Regions from separate parts of the Homo sapiens genome. Here region 2 is linked to region 1. Evidence: chromatin loops called from intact Hi-C (ENCODE). Cell type or tissue: ascending aorta. All regions are shown on one strand.

Region 1 (4,000 bases):
CACCACCCAAAGGAAATAGAGGAGTCTCCCATCAACTCTGGAAAATAGACACAGTCATCTTCCATTTTATAGATTAGGAAACTGAGGCACAGGGCTTGGATAACTTGTCCAGGGTCCCAAAGGCAGGAAAAAGCAGCACCAAGATGAAAAACCAGTTAGAATGACCCCAGAGACCATCCTCCCAGCCACAGTCTGTGATGCCTCCTGCTCTGCTAGACTGCTGGAATGTGCCTAAAATAAGTAGGCATTTGTCCCCATTTTGCAGATGAGAAAAACAAGGCAACCGTGAAGTAACTGTTGGGGAAAATAAAACTGGGATGGAACATTGAAATTCAAAAGTAGTTCCTTGTATGCCTCTTTTCTTCATGCTCACAACCAGCCAGAGAAGTGGTTGTTACAACGTCCATCTTCCAGATGGGAAGATTAAAACAGTAGCTCTTTGAGGGAGGGACTGTTCACCATTGCTACCCTGAGCTAGCCCTGAGCCTGGCTGAGGTAGCTCAGGGAGGTGTGGTCATTCATCCAAGATCATGCAGCCTGCCAACATGAGGCCAGGGACTCAAGCCTGGGTTTTCTAATGCCAAAGCCTGTGTTTTCCCTCTGCTGAACAAATGCTGACCTCTGTTATCTCCAGACTATATGAGCAAATGGGTGGAGGGCAGAGAGACACTGTGAGGCCTGGAGAGAATGTTGGTGGCAGCTTTGAGACTGGGGTTGGGGGTGGTATGCCTTGATGACTAGAAGGGTTTGGACAGGTGAAGGAAACAGGACAGAAGAGATAAACTGACACCCAGCATGGGGATGCCAGGGTCTAGAGGCAGGAGGGAGGCTGGGAACCAAGGCTAAGGAAGGAAACCCAGATTTACTCTTCATCCTCCCTCTTCCTGAAGCTCTCCATGTACCCCAAAGCCCAGCCCCCAGTGATAACACTACAGGCCTGTGCCCTAATGGCAGGCCATGCATCAAAAGTCAGAAGATAGTGGGGCAGCCATGCTACTGCACACAACTTGATACATTTCCCAGGAGCCCTGGAATGTCGGCTCAGCTTCGGGAGTCACATCTGACTTCTCTAAGCTTCAAGGCAGTGTTCAGAAGTGAGAGGTGTCCTTCCTCTCCTTCTCATGAGTCTGTGTGGATGGTCAGAGAGCCGTATGTTCTCGTACACACCGTTTTCGAAAGGAGACAGTCCTTGACTTGAGTTTTAGGAATTCTCTTCCCAGTCTTTAGTCATTGATTTCTAGAAAAAAACCTTTTCCTCTTTATTATTTAACTTCTGCCTTCATCCCTGCCACCCAGGCTGAAGAACTGACAGTGAAGTATGCTTTCCTCAAAGGCAAGAGAAGGACAGGGTTATGGAGAGAGTCCTGGCCACGAGACGGGATCTCAGGGGTTTAGTATTAGCTCTGCCTTTAATTGGAATAGTGAGGATGAGTTTGGGTGCTGGAGTCAGACAGGTGCAGGTTCAAGTCCCAGCTAGACCACTTTCAGGCTGCATGGCCTTGGCCAAGTGGCTCAACCCCTCTGAGGCTATAAAATGGGAGTAATTGTGTTTGCAAAGCAGAGATTTGTGGGGAGGATGCATGAGCAAATGCACCGGCTCCGTAGAGCTCGGTACATAGTGAAGCTTCAGTGCTAATGATTATCATGACATTAGGTCTCTTACACCCCCTTCCTTCCCTGACTCAACTAAGTCATGCTGCTGGTCCTTGTCTGCCAGGCTCTAGCACAAGCCAAGAAGTCTCCCTCTTGTGGTTCCTTATTCCTGGAATTCTTGGCCCCCAGCTCCTTGAAAGCCTGGCTGCTCTTCATCTTCAGGCTCGGGGGAAATGCCACCTCCACACAGATCTTGTTCCTGTCCCTCCATCTCTTAACCCCCTCCCCACAATTGCTGATAATTGTGTTGATCTGATCACTTCTCATTGCCCCTGTGCTCCACTCGCCTGCAGCCTTGGTGTGGGAAGGGGCCACGTCTCTCCTGCCACTCTTGTGTCTCCATCACCCATGAGTGTTTGTGCAGTGACATGGATTGACTCAATGAACATTCAATTAACATTTGTTGATTTAATGAGTCACGATGTCTGACCCTGGGTAAACAACACGACACTTGTGGGATTCCGTTTTTCTCATCAGAAAAATGAGGAGGTTGGAATAAAAGGCTGAAACATATTATTTCCCCTAAGTTTCCCATGAACCTGTGAATGAATTCAACGGAACCAGGGAGTTAAGGTGCAGAATTGTTACAGAAACATGGCCTCTTTCTGCCCTCTAGTGGACGAGATGGTGAATGGCACTTCATCATCCCCACCGCCGCCCCCACTCTCCCGCCACTGTTTCTAATATATTAGCCCTGCCAAGAACCACTTCAGAAAGGAAAATATTCAGTGGCCAGAGAAAAGGGGCCATGTCTTCTTCATTAGGGTACACCCAGAGTCGAGCAGTGAAGCGTGGGAGACAGCTAGATTCAGCAGGAAGGGCACTGGTGGGACTGGGACCACCACCTACTCCCTGGGTGAAGTTGGGCGTGGTTCTGTCCTCTCGGAGCCTCTATTTCCCCATCTGTGCAGTGGGCATAATAACATCTACCTCACAACTGTTGTAGGATTAAGTAATGTAAAGTGTCTGGAATGTGGTAGGTCCTTAATCAAGGTTGGTAGCCTCTTGGCTCTTTATACACTTTGTATGAATGAAACGCAGTCACAGACACAAAGGAAAATGTTACAGCCTAGAAGAAAAAGCAAGAAATGTGTGTAAATGAGTAGGAAACGGGTTTATGTACCGGGGAAACATCCTCGACTTGATGTTAGGAGCTTTGAGATTTAGATTTATGAGCTCTGACACTAACAAGCTCTGGGACCCTGGGAACGTTCTGTCTGTCGCCTCTCTGGACCTCAGCGTTGTCATCTGGGAAACAGAAGGTTAAATGACAGCATCATCCAGAAGGCACTCAGCTTCAGGAAACAGAAAACACAACTGACGGTGAGTAGATCCAGGGTCGGCAAACGACAACCCACTTGCCAAATCTGTTTTTGTGCCGCCTGTGGGCTAAGAATGATTTCTACAATTTAAATTGTTGAAAAAAATCAAAAGAATAAATAATATTTTGTGACACATGAACATTATATGAAATTCAAATTTCAGTTTCTATAAATAAAGTTCTGTTGGAACCCAGCCACACTCATTTGTTTATGTACTTATCTAGGGCTCTTTTCCCGTGACAATGTCAGAGTTGAGTGGTTGCGGCTTGGAAAGCTGAAAATATTTACTATGTGTCCATTTGAAAGAACAAGTTTGCTGACCTCCGACTTCACTAATAAAGATATTTAGCTGTCTCACATAACCATAACATTCCCGCTGTTCTCTTGGTCTTCTCTCCTGATCACAAGATGGCAGCCTCGATTCCATGAGTCACATCTACACACAGCCTACATTTAAGACAGGAAGTAAGGAGCAGGGGGAGAGAAAAGACTTTCTTCTGCCGTGATTCCTGTGCCCAGAAAGAAAATATTTCCCGGAAGCCCTGCAGGAGGCTTCTCCTATCTCATTGGCCGGAATGAGGTCACATGGTGGACCCTGGACCAATGCCTGCAAAGGACCTACCCTTCCTGAGATGAAGGGATCTGGCCTTCTAACAGAGACAAAAACCAGGGCTCTGTTAGCATGAAAGAAAGGGGGCAGGGGGCACGTGCCGACCAAAATCATTAAGACCCCTTGCCTAATAGCATCTCCAGGTTCCAGTTGCATGAGCCTTTTCAGAACTTAAATTTGAAAGCTTTTCGTTGACATATTTTCTCCACTTCAATCCTCTCTCTGGAACTCAGGATGTATTTCTGAGCGATTTTCTTCATTTATAATTTTTTTTATTTGGGCTTCCTTATTTATATTTATTTATTTGTTCATTTTTTTGAGATGGAATCTTGCTCTTTTGCCCAGGCTGGAGTGCAGTGGTGCGATCTCGGCTCACGGCAATCACCACCCCCGGGTTCAAGCAATTCTCCTGCCT
Region 2 (4,000 bases), 99 kb before region 1:
TCCCACTCTTCTGCTTGCTTGAGAAGGACTTGGACTGATGGGACACTCAGGGTCTAGCCCAGGGAGCATATGCTTGGCTAACCTAATCTCCCCTTGATGTGTATACAGAACTGTGGAAAAGCAGTTGGTGGATCCCAAATGTTGTTACTTCAGACAAGACAGAGCCCTTTAACTCAGCCTCTGGCTTAGGAGTGATGACTACAGGCTTAGAATGAAGTGTGTCTCTGGGGCTGAGACTTGGCATAACTGGGCTGGCTGATTAGTGACTTTCTTTGGCTCGTAGGGTTGGTGGGAAGTGAGATCAACCTTGAGGCCCAGGTTTGTGGCCAACTGTGCCAAGGTGATACCTGGCAGAGCCTGGGAGCCAGAGCCCTTATGATTAATATGATCTGCTTTTCCTTCATGGAGGACAAAGAAAAAATCCACTGCCATCTAGTATCTGTGAAACATGAGGACAGCGCAGTCAAGTCTGTAACTCTTGCCATGTCAGAATCCCCAAGTTTTGCCTGCCTGGTTGAATATGAGAGTCCAGGCATCAGAAACAGCAGCCTTATTTAATTTAATTTTTCTAATGACTGGCCTATGACACCTTGTGATGCTAGGCACATCCTCATTTCCCCATCCTCACTTGGGACTGAGAGCAGGCTCAAGTTCCAGGGTCCCTGGATGGCAAGGTTCAGTGCTGGGCCCTGGAATCTATGGCACTTGGGGGTCTCTGACCTCAGCCTCTGCCACATGTTTCCAAGTTGAGTTGTTTTGCTGAGGTGGTCCTCCCCTTGAGTTGCTTATGCCAACCCTTTAATTTAGGAAAAGTACCTTGTAATTACTTAAGGTAATGTTTAAATGTTTTCCATTCATTTGGAGGTGGTGCCAACAGGGGGGAAAGCATGCAGAAGGCTGGAAACAATAGCTGAGACCCTACTGTGGGCCCACAGCCCTGGCCCAGCCGGCACTGAGGGGCTGGTGCCATGTTACTTGATCACCTGGAGCCTGATGGGACCCAGGAGGTGGCCTGAGGGGTTGAAGTATAACTTCCCTCTTCTGGATCCCCCCTTTCATTTTCCTTCTACCCCCTCTAGGAATGGGAGTTCTAGACCTAGGTCTGCTTTTGGCTTTCAGTCTGGGTTGATTTCCAAGTCGAATTCATGCTTTTTCTTGGCCCATAGGTCCAATTTTGGCAGAAGGCATTGGACTTGTGCCCCCTCCCTGCTTCAAGAGGCAGATCTAGCCAGGCCAGGCTGAAACAGCTGAAACAGGCAGGCCAGTCCTCCTCAGACAAGAAAGGGGTTTTCAGAGGGCAGTGGTGTGCCCATTCCAGACACCAGTCTTCTGGGGAGGTGGTGCCGTGTCATGGGTTCTAGTCTGGCCTCTTCCTCAGTCCTCAGGAGGACCCAAGAGACTGGCACGGCCCTTCTCCTGCTTGGAGGGAAACCCATCTCCCACTTGGTGGGGGCCCTTCTCTTGCCATCTGTTGGTTAGGGTGCTTGAGCTGAGTGGATGGTGCTGTGATATTTTTAAGGAGCCTTTCAGGCAATGTTTGCATGTTAGCCAGAGGGAGAAAAAGTGCCCTTTTGGGAGGAAAATGGTACGCCCCTCCACTTCCATCTGGCACTCCCTTCCCCCCCACCCCCTCAAGTGGTATCACCCTGGAAATACCTATGCAATCCAGTCTCCCTAGGAGAGAGTGCATGGAAGCAGGGGTATGTGCAGTGTAGAATACAGATGCTACAGCATATATGTTGTATATATGGACATATACAGTACGTATACACACAGAGTAAGAGAGTAAATCACGTCTATATATCTATAAATAATATCCTATATATTTATACATTTCTATGTTTTAAATAGATATAAAAATAGAGTCTATAGAGCTGGGAGAGCAGTGGGAAGCCTGGCGCTGTGCTGTGCAAAGGGGAAGGGAGCACGGCCTTCGGAGAGGGAGCCGGGGAAGGCCAGCAGGCAGGGTTGGCTGGCAAGGGGGCCTCCTACCCGGAGTGTTGGAGAGGAGAGTGGCTGGGTCCCGGCTCGCTCCATGCACTTTCTCTCCTTTTCCACAGGCTTGGTCTGAGGTTGGAAGGAGATACCCCCTGAGCTCCAGCTGAGGTGCCCCCTACCTCTCCCCACCCCCACAGCCCACGCTTAGGCGGTCACTGCTGCTTGGCAGTAGGACGTGGTCTCTGACTCCTGGTGGAGGGACCACTGCACAAACTCCTTCAAAACCCTCCCGCACCAGGACTGAGCAGCGTCAGTGGCAATAGGAAAGGTCCAAACTGGATCAAGAGCTGGTCCAGGAAAGATACCGCCCCTGCCCTGTTAGATGCTTCTGCTGCCCCTAGAGGCCAAGCCCCTGAAGTGCAGCCGTCCTGGCCTCCCTCACTTGCTCAACCACTGTCAGGAGGAGAGGATGTGGGCAGCATGAGCATCGCCAGGCAGCGCTGCCCACCATCCACAGGCTTTCTGGCCAGGGCAGGGGGCATCAGCTAGCAGGAAACGGTGGGAGAGACATATCTGCACACTCATAAATTCAATGGCTACTCCAGTCCAGAAGCAGGGCTTTGGCCCAGCCCGCTCCGCGCAGCAGCTGCTGCTGGCTGTACTCAGGACAACGCTGTTCCCCCTCCCTCACAGAGGCCCCGTGGCCCCTACCCCACTCCCGCCGTAACAGGCAGGTTTAGTTCACATACACTGTTCGCATTCTGTGACTTGAGGCAGAGGCTGAGCTGGGATACCCCAAGCTCATCCACTTTCGTTGGGGAGGGCCCCTCCCTGGGTTTATCACCAGCTCCTAGCCCGGGCCGGGCGGGGATGTCTGGGGGCCACGCGGGGGCACTGGTGCAAGCTGGCAGCATGACAGAGGGCTTGTGCAGCCCTGACGGGACCCAGAAGCCCATTTGCTCGCAGTTTCCTCTCTCTGTTTTTTTCCTCCTGGAGGTAGGAGAGAGGGCCTGACCAGGCACCAGATGATGGAGCAAGGGCAGCTGCATGCTCCCTCTCTCCAGACCAGCCTTCTGCTTTTGGGGTCCGAAGGGGCATTTGCTCCCATCCTGAGCCTCCTCTGCCCCTGTCTTGCTCTTCCCCACCATCCTACAAGTACCTCAGTCTCCAGCAGGCCCACCCCTCCACCTGCAGCCCAGGGCGGGTCTGTTCTGCCAATGCCCACCTCCTTGAGCCACAGTTAGCTGCCAACTGGGTCTTGGGACACCCTCCAGTACCTGGCTCAAGAGAGACCAGGCCGGGCCGAGCCTTCTTCCCACTGCAGTGGACTAGACCCACGGCCAGGGGATGGGCATCCCCAGGTAGCAATCCCACAATGCACTGTACCTCAGAGAGAGAGCACGCCAGGGGCACCAAGGGACCGAGCCCTCTGTCCAGAGGGGGACAGCGGTCACAATACTGCTCACCAAAAGACAAAGGCCAGGCTGCCCTCGGGCACCTCTCAGTCTTCACTTTTGTCTCTCCGGAAGAACCAGCAGTCTGATTCCGTCTATTTCAGCCCCCGTCTCTCTCTTCTCCACCCCCACGCTGCTGAACCATTTTCATGTCAATCACAAAGGAAAAATAAGTGGGGATGGGGGGAAATACCTAGGAGTCTATTATCACATACATATTAATATGTTAATACTTTCTTTAAAAAAAACCTCTTGATGTTATTATTTTGCAGACTACGCTTTATAGTACCTGTGTGACGGGACCTAGAACACTGGATACAAATAGAGCTATGTTGGTTTATCATAATATGTACGCAGAAACTTTCTTTTTGTCATATTATCCTTGTAATGTAAGAAGATTGTTAATAAAAGCATTTAAATTTACTCACCACTGTTGAATTGCTGCCTCCTTGCCTCTATCCCCGGCCTGTGCTCTGGTTGACTCAGAACGGGCCCCACCACAAGGGCTCAGGTGTCAGAATAGGAGCTTGCCTGCTGCCAGGTTGGAAGGAACTAGAAGAGGCCACTAGCCCCTTCTTGCTGCTCTCATTGTTCCCCCATTAGAGTCT

Evidence for each region. Hi-C counts contacts between places; a loop is a spot of excess contacts. Peaks named below come from ENCODE experiments on the same cell type or tissue, not always from the same donor. Only the 100,000 strongest peaks of a DNase experiment are listed, where the experiment ranks them.
Region 2: a loop joins it to region 1, with 3 times the contacts of the local background. A loop is called at or near these places in 2 of 110 quality-filtered maps.

Annotation. Positions count from the first base shown.
Region 1 is chr11:45,330,322-45,334,321 of GRCh38, forward strand. No RefSeq gene overlaps it. Among named protein-coding and RNA genes, the nearest start is that of LINC02696, 23 kb to the right of the region's middle. In ascending aorta, a CTCF peak has its summit at 2,276 (motif pointing left); DNase peaks (open chromatin) are centred at 2,318, 3,284 and 3,536; H3K4me3 peaks cover 1,252 bases; H3K27ac peaks cover 1,420 bases.
Region 2 is chr11:45,231,295-45,235,294 of GRCh38, forward strand. PRDM11 (PR/SET domain 11) reads left to right here. Exons shown (of 8, transcript NM_001384648.1): 8 at 1-3,815. Among named protein-coding and RNA genes, the nearest start is that of SYT13, 53 kb to the right of the region's middle. In ascending aorta, a CTCF peak has its summit at 2,347; a DNase peak (open chromatin) is centred at 2,347; H3K4me3 peaks cover 554 bases; H3K27ac peaks cover 945 bases.